Linked DNA regions of Mus musculus: all the other regions are linked to region 3. Evidence: chromatin contacts called from ENCODE Hi-C or POLR2A ChIA-PET data. All regions are on one chromosome and are shown on one strand. Each heading gives the region's core, a stretch centred on a gene start or an enhancer-like site at or near the end of the contact. The rest is flanking DNA. Distances are from core to core; before and after follow the strand shown.

Region 1 (3,783 bases), core at 1,131-3,630, 40 kb before region 3:
TCAAGAGTGAAATAAATGATCAATTATTAGAAATAGAGAAATGTCCCGTACCTGGTTTCTTTCTGGACTTTTCATGACCTAGCTGTCCTAGATCATTACATCCACATGTGTACACAGTCCCATCATCCAGGACAAACACAGTGTGCCTGAGTCCACAGCCTACATCTCGGACCTTTTTGTTCACGAAAAAGTCACTTCTCCTGGGCTCTAGTACAATTTCTTCATCAATTCCTCCCAAACCTAGTTGTCCATAGGATGCATTGCCCCAGCACAACATGCTTGGAATGACCTTGGTCTTCCAGTTTCAATACAAAAGTCCCTTCTGAAACACTGGAAACTGGGAGGTACCCTATGTCTGAGGAGAAAAACAAAAGTTAGTAAGACCTCAAAGCAAGCTGCTCTCTCATCGAGTGTTAAGCTAAAATGAGGACTGCACTTGTTTAATACTTATAATATGCTTGGGGTGACAGTCAGTTCTCTCAGTTTTAAAGGGCCATATACAAATGTTTAGGAAATGACATCACCTTCTACTATTCTTTGCAAAACTTAAAACAGTAACTGGCTTTAACTCTGCTATATAAGTACTCTAATGAAATTAGGTTTTCGTGTTTACATACATTTAATGAGAACAGTAAATAAGGCATGTGTCCAATGCCCAAACAAGCAAGTATCCAGCCAACTGCAGAAACATAATCTTCCAGTCCCCCACAGAACAATCTGATACCTACCTCCACATCAACAGAAAATGGAAGTTCTTATCTGTAACATAAATAAAAACAATAATGGAACTTTAGAAAAAAAATAACAATTTAAAGTAGACTATTCTCATTATTTGTACTAATAAGCTATGTACAAAATTAGAAATTATCAAGTCGTAATTTCAAACAATCGACTCCATTTTATAAGTCAAAATGCTAAGGTCGAGAACTCACTCTACTAATTTAATTTTAAAACCAAATCAATGTGATTATAATACATACCTCTAGGAAAATTACTTAAAGATGAAAAACAATCACAGGACTGCTGAGTTTTTTTTCCAAACAAGACCAGGTTGGAGGCAGGGTTAACTTTTGATAGGAAAATCTATATAACTTCTGCGCTTGAAAGACATACATTAAGGGGCTGAGAGATGTCTCTTTTAAAGGATCCTGATTCAATTCCCAGCACCCACATGGCTGCTCTCTGTGTGTAACTCCTCCCAGGGAATCAATCCTACGCCCTCTACTGGCTTCCTGCACTACGGGCACGCATGGTGCACAAACAAGTGAGGGAATCCTCCATTAACATTAAAAAAAAAAAAAAAACCCTTTACATTTCTTTAAAAAGCATGGTGCATTAAGAAGCATTAATAGAAGTCAGTCTTATCCTTGCTGTCCAAAATCACCTAAATTCCTTTCGCTGAATCTGAGGTTTCAAAACATAATTTTCTTGCATTTATGTTTATTTAGAAAGTGCCGAAGCTGTCTCACTCCACTCCTATCAGAAAAAGTTTGGGACACCAAAACTCGAAAGTTCCAGAGAGTTCTGCATTGTCTTTCCCTATCTCTCTCTCTGTGTTTTCAAGGCTAGCATCAGACAGGAACATAGCTCCGATTTCAATGCGCTTCGTTTGGGTACCCTTTTTTTTTTCCTCCAAAAAGTCAGAACCAGTATGGGAAAGACGTTCTCTCGCCAGCAACAGGTAGGAGAACGCAAGGCAGTTTGGTTTCCTCTTTCTCTGACCATGCACCTCACGATCAGCTCCCGCGGCCCGGGGCAGAGGAATGGTCTGCACACACCCAGCCTCACGGGCCGGCCAGCCAAACTCCCGCAGCTACCTATGGGCGAGCCGGGGAGAGGGTTCACCCCACCGGGCTCAGCCCCACGGCCTCGGCCCCAGGGAGACCCTTTCCCCGAGGGCGGTGCACCACTCCGGCCCCGGAAAACGTTGAGGACGCTGGCGCCCTTCCCCAAGGCCCCAGCGGAGCTCGCCTCCGTCACACTACCCCGAACCCACGGGGGGCAACGACTCACCGGGTCTCTCAGGGCAGGGAGAGCCCTAAGCGATGGAGGACGGACGCTCCCTGGACCTCTGGGCGGCTCTCCAGCTCCCAAGACCTTCCTCCTTCAGCCGGCCGCGGCGATTACCACGGCTCCTCCGACGTCCCCGACCGCAGCTCCGCTGCCTCTGCTGCCCGGCTCGCCCGTGAAACTTTCCCAGGCTCCTCCGAGAAACGCTGCCGCCAGCACTCTCCGGACCGAGAGACAAGCCGTCAGCGACCCGGATGGAGCGGGAGGGGAAGGGCTGGCGGTGAGCAGGGCGGAGACCACGAGGGGTGGAGAGAGCTGAGGGAGAGGCTGGCGACGAGGGAGAGCCAGGCGACAAGGGAGAGGGGCGGTGGTTTCGCGGGGGAGGGGGGAGGGGAGGGGCTGGCCGGAAGTGAGCCGGGGAGCATGCGCGACCCCGCCCACTTCCCCATTCGTGCGCCTGCGCGGGAGACCTCCCAGGGTTCGTCTGATCCAGGAGCCTGCGCAGTGTTGCGGTTCCCTGCTCTAAGACGCTAATGCAGCCGGCTAGGGCTAGAAGCTGTCAAATGTATTTTCTTTCTTCCTCTTCTTCTTCTTCTTCTTTTTTTTTTTTGTTCTTGTCCGTGTGTTTTTAACAATGCTTCGGCGTTGACAAGTGAAAATTTCATTTTGGTTTGTCTTTCTGCTTGGAGGGTTTTAGCCTTTTCATAATTTTATTCTACCTTTCCTAATTTTGGTTTTGAAGTAGCAGACGAAACCATCACAAATACGGTTAGAAAAGCCGATGATGACTCATTTTAAACCCTTAAACTCATCTGAACCTAATTTGAACATGTAAGATATATTGCTAGCAATGGAGCAATGGCTTAGTCTAATCTTACTGAATGTCAACATCTTTGCTTCAGGTTCCGGAACAGTGTTGGCTCACGTTTTCAGCTAACTTCTTGGAAGATACGAGGTTAAATTACCCAAACTCTTTCACTCAGAGAAAAACAGGGCTTACAGCTACAGTTCCTGCTTCATGAAAACGAAATCCAGATTTCACAGGCCAATTTTAACATCATCTTGATACTAAATCTGTGTGTGTTGTGGTCTCAAAAAAGGACCCAGTGAATGAATGGAGGACAATTTGTTGGAACAAGAAAAAGATTTGCTCGGTAAGCCGCCAAGACCAAGAGCATGGAGTAGCTTGCTGACATTTTAACCTTTTAAACAGAGGTTCCATGCTCTCTTTATCCTTAGGAGGAAACTCCGTAGCTATCAATCTCTGAGTGTGTGTCAATCGTGAAGAAGTGGGGAGGGGCGGGGGGTAGTCCCATGCTAAACAACTGTACTGCTAGCTTAGAGTGAAGGAAGCTCAAGACCTTTCCAGCAGAGGATAGGTGTAAATAAAATGACAGCCTCATTTTAAAAAAAAGAGACCTTGAAACGCAGTTTTGAAACTGTATAGTAGTTAGTTTTACACAGCGTTATGGCTTTACTGGGTGCTTTAGCCAGCTAAGCATGGCACTAAAGCTAAGTTTGGCTGTCTTCAAACTTGTGGACCCTCCCTTCAGAATGGTTAAGATTGCAGGTGTAGGCCATAGCACCTGGCTTATACCAACCATACTAGAGCCTGGTTGTTTGTTTGTTTGTTTTGGGTTTGTTTGTTTGTTTGTTTGTGGTTTTTCGAGACAGGGTTTTTCTGTATAGCTCTGGCTGTCCTGGAACTCATTTTGCAGACCAGGCTGGCCTCGAACTCAGAAATCCGCCTGCCTCTGCCTCCCAAGTGCTGGG
Region 2 (4,053 bases), core at 1,170-3,669, 47 kb after region 3:
TTGTCATCTCTTATTGGCACTGCTAAGTCATATAGTTTTAAGATATGGCATAAAAGTGTCATATAAATAAAGCAGTATATCATGTCCATTTATTACAGGTTAGAGACAGTGCTAACTCTTTGGCTAAAAGTAGCCAAACCACCAAATACACATCTGATCCCAAAAGTCTCCTGTCTTCCCATTCTCAGCACCTACCACCTCCCGATTTCAAAGCTTAGGTGTACTAAGATTCACTCTGCTCAGAGCACGTGCCTTGTACATTCAACACAGACAAAGCTGTTTATATTTCCCAGTCATCCTGAAAGCTATGTGTAATATGCAGATAGAAGTTTACAAAGGGGCAATCTGGGACAAGGATGCACGCCTATATTCCTAACAGTCAGGAGGCCGAGACAGAGAGAGGCTGTTCAAGGCCAGACTGGGCTACATAGAAAGATTCTTTCTCAAAAGCTAAGTTCCAAAACAGCTACTTTTCTCTCTCTCTTTCTTTCTTTCTTTCTTTCTTTCTTTCTTTCTTTCTTTCTTTCTTTCTTTCTTTCTTCCTTCCTTCCTTCCTTCCTTCCTTCCTTTCTTTCTTTCTTTCCTTCTTTCTTTCTTTCCTTTAAAAAAATCTGGGTTCAGGGTGTAGATCAGTGGTTAGGTACTTGCCTAGGAAGCACAAAGCTCTGGGTTTAACCCTCAACATGAGAGAGAGCAAGAAAGAGAGAGAAGAAGACACAGACAGAGACGCACAGAGGGAGTCAGATAGGACCCTTTAATACTAATTCTTTATACTTAGTTCTCAAAGTCACTCATAGCACCCATTCTAACTGCTTTAACTGAGGTGTCTCTGGTTGCCTCTTTCTAATTAGATGTTCTAGGTGGCAGACACAAATGCCTTTGACATAAAAATGGGGAAATTAATTGATCATTAGACACGGTGAAGTCTAAAATGTTAGCTTGCTGGTAGGAAATCAGTTCTTGGTACACAGATGGGAGCTACGAGGAGGCTTTCTCTGCCCGCTGCATGTAGGCTTTTACCTCCATAAATGGGATCAGGATTGCCCAGGGACGTGGGGCACCAGGATAGGCTGGGGTTCAGATTCCAGAGAGACTTATCAGCCCCAGTGTGCTTGCGTTAGTTTCCGTCAGTGAGGGCACGATTGAGGTCACCGTCACTGCCAGGGTCATTAGCGAATATCTGAGTCACAGTTACCAAGGATGGTATTACGCCACCGAGCACTGATAGCAGGTGATTTGCATACATCGGTCCAGGTTATTCCGTCTCTGTTTACCTCTTTAGGGACTTCTGGCCGGACAGCTCCTGTGACTCATTTTCTATACAGCCTAACAAAGCATTTCTTTGCCAATTATGGCAAGACAGCAATTTTATTTTTAAAAGCAGTGAATAGAGAGTGGAGTTTTATTTAACTCCTTTTTGTCCTGGTGATAGAAAATGCTTATCTTCATTTTTTAAATTTTATTGGGGGGGGGCGGAGTGCTGACTTTCAAGACCAGGTTTCTCTGTATAGCCCTGGCTGTCTGGGAACTTGCACTGTAGACCAGGCTGGCTTCGAACTCCACCTGCCTCTGCCTCCAGAGGGCCGGGATTAAAGATGTGGACCACCACTACCCAGCCTGTATATTCTTCTTATAGAAGATTTAAGTGAAAAGGAGAATGGCCCTACCAAATGGTGGCATTGTTAGAGCAGACCATGGGTGCCTATATGCTTATTCATACAGAGTGCCGGTGCCATTGGTTGGCTTGTTGTGAGATGACCATGTGCTTGTGAATGCTGGGTAAGTGCTCTGCCACTGAGCTACATCCCTAGCCCCTGCTTTGTTGTCGGTGTAGGCAAAGCCTCAGGCTGACCTCAAACTCTCTAAGTAGCAGTGGACGACTTTGAACTCCTGGTCTTGCTTCCACCTGCTGAGTACCAGGGTTACAATGTATCCGTGAGCACACCTGCTTTTATGCAGCTGCTGGGAATTCAACCCAGGCCTTTGTACCTGCTAGGCAACCTCTCTACCAACAGAGTTACATCCTCAGCCCACCCTCTATGCCTTGTTTCTATTTTTCACATGTATTCACTTCTTTGGCATGGACTGTCCCTCTACCCTGTAGGTTTCAGGGATGGGATTGAGGTTTCAGCCTCGGCAACAAGTACCCTTTCCCTTTGAGCCATCTCAGCACCCTTCCTGTGTTTTGAAACACTCTGTGTATGGAGCTAGACCACCCTTCCTCCTCCTCTTTGCAACATCAAAAACATTTCACTCTACTTAGGAAGAGAACAGCACTCACACGTCTTGAGTGTGGAGGGAGGGAGGTGACCAAATTAGAATCTTGCTCCTGTCACCTCCCACTCAACAGCAGCTGCCCTGGCTGGCTTTCAAGGCTGCCTCAGCCCTAGCTCTGGCGGCTTCAGCAGTAACTTGAAGATCGAAAGGGGGCAGGGGAAGGGAGAATTTGAAGAGCCCTACATTATATAACAGCAGAGGCAGGAAACCCTGAAATAACTGGGCCAGTGGCCAGATCCAGATTTCTCAAGGCTTCACCATCCCTCTTCCCAGCCCACCAGTTCCAGAGACTTTTCTGCATCCTTAGCCCGGGCCACCCATGACAACCAAACTGTCATAGCACAAGTGTGGCAGTCAGAGGACAACTTATGAGAATCTGTTTTCTCCTCCCACCATGTAGGTCCTGGAATCAAACTCATATCCTCAGGCTTAGTGGCAAGCACCTTTGCCTGCTGAGCCCTCTCGACATCTCCCATTGGTTTATATCACTAAGCTCTTTTTTTTGGACCAACTACAGCCTAAGGCACTACACACATTTCTGTGCTTCATGCCTAAAGAGACTGAAACATCTGGATTTAAAAAGATAAATAACAACATGAACCTTGGAGCTATACGTAAAAATATTTTATCTTATGCAGATGAGTGTTTTGTATTTTATCTGTATATATGTATGTGCACTCCATCCATACCTGCATCCAAGGAGGCCAGAAGAGGGCAGCAGACTCCCTAGAACTGGAGCTAGAGACAATTGTGAGTCACAATGTGGATACTGGGAATCAAGCTTTAGTTCTCTGCAAGAACAAGTGCTCCTAACTGATAATGTATTTTAACCAATAAGAGAGATGCTATTTCTGTTACTGTTTTGTTTTGTTGGCTGGGTGCTTGTTTGTTTGATTGCTTTTAAAAACAGAGTCTCACTATATAGCTCTGGTTGCCCTAGAATTCACTACATAGACCAGGCTGGCCTCAAACTCACAGAGATACAACTGCCTCTGCCTCCCAAGTGCTGGGGTTAAAGGGTGTCACTATGCCTGGCTGAAAAGCTGTTTGTGAAGGCATCTTTGCGTTGAGCCTGCCAGGCAAGATCCACTAAGCAGGAACACCCATTTACAGCACTGCTGCTATCAGGCAGGGCAAAGCAGGCATGTTTCCAAATCTCTTCTGCATTAAATGCTTCCATTCTTGGAATATCTTCAGGAAGAGCAGGGACAAAGGGCTCAGGGCTGCCTGGTCACAGAGACTCTCCAGACTGTCGGGTGTGTAATGAATGAACTCAAACTCTGTGGTGACAAAAAACAAAAAAACAAAAACAAAAACAAACCGAAGATTTGCACTTTGACCATTGTTTTGACCTCAGAGGAATGAGGACTTTGGACTATAGTGACTTTATTTCAGATCCATAATTTCCAATAAAGATTAACTTGGGCTTCCTCAGTTGGGGACTGTCTCATTTAGCTTGACTGAAATGAAATGAACGCAGCCAAGTCTGTGCTCCTTGTGTGTATTTGTTTGGGTTTTGCTCCTACAATGGAATACCAAAGGCTGGGTCCTTTATACAGGAAAGAGGTTTGTGTACCTAAGAGGTTTGGCATTTCAAGGGTCTAACAGTGGTATTGCCTTAGCTCTGGTGATGATCTTGTGGCGGAGAATAGGAAGAGAATCATGCAGAGAGACAGGGTTTTAAAAGAAAAAAAGAAGGGACTGGAGAGATGGCTCGGTGGTTAAGAGCACTTGCTGCTTTTCCAGAGGACCTGTGCCCTGTCTCCAGCTCCCACA
Region 3 (3,642 bases), core at 1,003-3,502:
ACAGCCAAGGCTACATAGAAAAGCCCTGTCTCAAAGTAAAAAAAAAAAAAAAAAAAAAAAGGTGGGGGGGGGGAGAAAAGAAAGAAAGGAAGGAAGGAAAAAAGAAGGAAACAAACTTGTAAACAGTTGTGTGGTCATGTGATTTAATAACAAAGCTAAATTTTTAACCAATCCATCTCAGGCCACAAGAATTTAAGAACAATCCTTGAGAAAATAATTTCTGCCTTTAGTCATAGCACTTGGGAGGCAGAGGCAGGTCTACAGAGGCCAGCCTGATCTACAAAGTAAACTTCAGGACAGCCAGGGCTACATAGAGAAACCCTGTTTCAAAGAAAAAGAAAGAAAGAAAGAAAGAAAGAAAGAAAGAAAGAAAGAAAGAAAGAAAGAAAGAAAGAAAGAAAGAGAGAGAGAGAGAAAGAGAGAGAGAGAAAGAAAAAGAAGGAAAGAGAGAAAGAAAATATAATTTTTTAAGATTGCAGTATTAAACTGTCACTTAATTTATACTAATAGAGCTAATGTTTTTTAAACTCATAGTCTAAAAAATCTATGAAATCAACATTAAAGAACCTCTACTTTTACAAGACTACTCTCTGAGCAGATTTTTTTCTTTTTCTTGCTGATTGGTAATGTTTACCAAAGAAGACATCTAGCATTGATTATTTTTTCAAAATAATATACAGGAAGTTATCTCCAGGTACTAATATGTTAATAAGAGTTATATTGTGTGTGTTAGTAGTCATTTTAACTTAAGCAGTTTTGAGTGTGTGTGGTATGTGTGTGCATGTGTGATGTGTGTGTGTGTATGTGTGTGTTTGTGTGGTGTGTGTGTGTATGTGTGTGTGGTGTGTATGTGTGTGTGGTATCTGTGTGTGGTGTGTATGTGGTATGTGTGTCTGTTGTGTGTGTGGTATGTGTTGTATGTGTGTGTTGTGTATAGTGTGCACATGCACGTGAGTGCAGTGCTGGAGAAAGCCAGAGACATCTGTGTGCATGGTCTGAAGTTATGGGCAGTTGTGAACCACCTGACATAGGTTCTGGAAACCACGTTCGTGTCATCTATAACAGCAATAAACACTCTCACATGGGTGTCATCCTTCCAGTTTCATAGCTTTTCTAAAAATCAATTTTTTATTGTATATATGTATGTATGTATGAATGTATGTATGTATGCATGCATGAATGCATAAATGTATGTATGTATTCACATGCACACACCCAAGCACATGGGTCAGCTCATTCTTTCTTTTCACCATTGGCTCCCAGGAAGTGAATTCAGGTCATCAGCTTGGGGACAAAAGCCTTTTACCCCCTGAGCTATCTTGCTAGCCTCCATTTTAACTTCTAAGCTTATCCAACTTGTGAGGTTTTATTTGGTTTGGTTTGGTTTTTGACAGGGTCTCACCATGTCGCCCTAGTTGGCCTGGAACTTGCTAGGTAGACCAGGTCGGCCTAGAACTCACAGAGATCCACCTGCCTCTGCCTCCTGAGTGCTGGGATTAAAGGCGTGTGCCACCACATCTGGCTTAATTTGGACCTTTGGAAGATCTTTCCAATGCAGTTGTTCCTGTATTTATTCCCAAGCTAACGGGGTTTTCCTTTACTTTGTCTGTAATTTGGAATCAGTTCCCCGTGGACAGACAGTTTTAAAAGGCTCTTTGCTTTAAGCTATTAACTTCAGCTTCTTATTTCCTTCACATAGGCAGACTTCCTCAGTATCTTAGTCATTAAATGAGAGTTTAAGTTTTCCATTGATTAAAATTAAAGATATTGGACCCTTTTGGATGGCTCAGAGGGTAAAGGTACTTAACTGGCAATCTGAATTTGTTTCCTGTGTTCCTTCCAGTGGAGGTGGAAGAGGAGAACCGGCTCCTAAAAGCTGTCCCTAGATCTCCACACGCACACTATGGTACCTGTGCACCCCCCCACACACACACACACTCACAAAGATAAATATATATTTTTAAAAATTAACAAAAAAGTAACAAATTCCAATTCGCATTTAAAGTAATGCCATTTTTTTTTGGACAGGCAGAGTGTGATGTATTTCATTTACTATTAATTCAAAATATCAATCAATAAACACCTTGTCCTTCTGGCGGTAAATGAAATTCCGTAGGTAGAAAAATACCACTGACCCCAGCTCCCGTAGGTGCTGTCCCGCAATGGAATCCCTTTGCTCAGTGTTCTCCTGTCCAATCAGGTGGAATGTTTCGCAGGCACATGGTTTATACAGCTCAAAATAACTTGGGACCTGAGAGCTGACAAATGCTCTGGCCGCGGCGGTGACGGTTGCCCAGCTTCTAACAGCCATCCTCACCAAAACTACGGTTAACTCCTCGCTCTCTATGGACAGCCACTCTCTCTCTCCAAGGGCGTGAAGACTTTTCCCTTTCTCCAGCGTTTTCATCCAAACCTGCTCCTTGGATAACTACCGTCACAGAAGCTTGCCTGGGTTGGACATCGTTGGGTCACCTAAAAAAAGAAAGGTAATATCTGGATTTAAGACTGAGAAGTGTGTTCTGATAGTGGGTTCCTGACAACAGAGAAAGGGTATTTGAGACCACTGATTACTGTTCCTTAGAGAGAAACCTAGGATAACTTTCTAATTACGTATCATGAGATACAAAATCAAACGGGAAATGAGGCTTTCTATTCCAAAGCGTTTGGAATAGGGGCTGAGACTCACAGAGTCTGTATCCTACTGGAGTTCTAAGGGGGGGCGGGGGGGGGGTAGCTGAACAGGGGATCTCTCCGACAAATGTTAATGAACTCGTCGATTATACTAAAGTGGTTTATACGGAGAACATGGGTGCTAGGCCCGTTTCCTTCTTAAAGGAAATCAAATCTAAAATAATGAGGCTCCATGGTTGGAGGCTTTCATTTAAAACTTTTTTTTTTTTTATCCTGTAAAAGGATCTGCTTGCTTGCTAAATTTAGTGTTGGGAGATCTGCTCCCTGGATTAATGTGCACAACAGCTGCAGAAAGCCTGCTCAAGAGACACTTCGCTCTCTAGCGCTTGCTCTCTCTCTCTCTCTCTCTCCCTCTCTCTCTCTCTCTCCCTCTCCTCTCCTCTCCCCTCTCCTCCTCTCTTTTTCCTTCTCTTTCCTCTTGCCCTCCCCTCTCCCCTCCCTCCTCCTCCTGTCCCTCTCTCCAGTTCTATTAGAGATACTTGGCAACCACTGGCAAATGTTTGGCCTGGTACACTGCACTCTTAGCCCCTAGCAGTAATAAGATGTACATCTTGAATATTTTTAAGACTATATTAAGAGGAAAGGTAGATCATTCATGTCTCCAGTCATAAGCAGTGAGAGGTGTGGAGAAATGGCATAACCTCACCCATGAATTCCGACTCCGTTCATAGTTAGTGCAGTTTGAGAGAGATGAAACAGCTATCTAGATTTTCTCCTCTCAAATCACTAAGGCAATATGAACATTCTCATGTTAGTAATAATTTAGTAATGAGACAGTGAATTTTATAGGCTATGAATTAAAATTTTGTCATAACTTCACAATTTCTTCTTAATAATACTCTCAGATTCATTTAAAATCTGCAGTGCTTTTAAAAGAAATCAAGAATAGAGAGATACTCTCTCTCTTTTGATATTTTATTCAACAACAAGCAAAATATTTAAAATCAAGGC

Evidence for each region. A loop is a pair of places that touch in the nucleus more often than their neighbours do. ChIA-PET counts read pairs that join two places held with the same protein, here RNA polymerase II (POLR2A).
Region 1: a map of gastrocnemius shows a loop between it and region 3 (7-fold over the local background). The contact joins the promoter of Herc4 here to the promoter of Mypn in region 3. A Hi-C loop is called at or near these places in 4 of 37 maps with a recorded cell type or tissue (gastrocnemius and heart). POLR2A ChIA-PET finds 5 or more read pairs at or near these places in 3 of 5 experiments (all embryonic stem cell).
Region 2: a map of heart shows a loop between it and region 3 (5-fold over the local background). The contact joins the enhancer-like site here to the promoter of Mypn in region 3. A Hi-C loop is called at or near these places in 5 of 37 maps with a recorded cell type or tissue (gastrocnemius and heart). POLR2A ChIA-PET finds 5 or more read pairs at or near these places in 2 of 5 experiments (Patski and embryonic stem cell).

What each region holds. Positions count from the first base shown.
Region 1 is chr10:63,242,394-63,246,176 of GRCm38, reverse strand. It overlaps Herc4 (hect domain and RLD 4), which reads right to left and starts at 2,380. Exons shown (of 25, transcript NM_026101.4): 1 at 2,014-2,380; 2 at 729-759; 3 at 52-355. The coding sequence starts at 277. 1700120B22Rik (RIKEN cDNA 1700120B22 gene) reads left to right here and starts at 2,024. Exons shown (of 2, transcript NR_166111.1): 1 at 2,024-2,290; 2 at 2,913-3,783.
Region 2 is chr10:63,155,482-63,159,534 of GRCm38, reverse strand. All of the region lies in intron 6 of Mypn (myopalladin), which reads left to right. Among named protein-coding and RNA genes, the nearest start is that of Mypn, 46 kb to the left of the region's middle. Within about 2 kb of position 2,419, at least 2 of the 3 ENCODE cell types and tissues checked have a DNase peak (open chromatin) inside an H3K27ac peak, as active enhancers do; they include heart, where a contact is called at or near this core.
Region 3 is chr10:63,202,562-63,206,203 of GRCm38, reverse strand. Mypn (myopalladin) reads left to right here and starts at 2,252. Exons shown (of 20, transcript NM_182992.2): 1 at 2,252-2,486.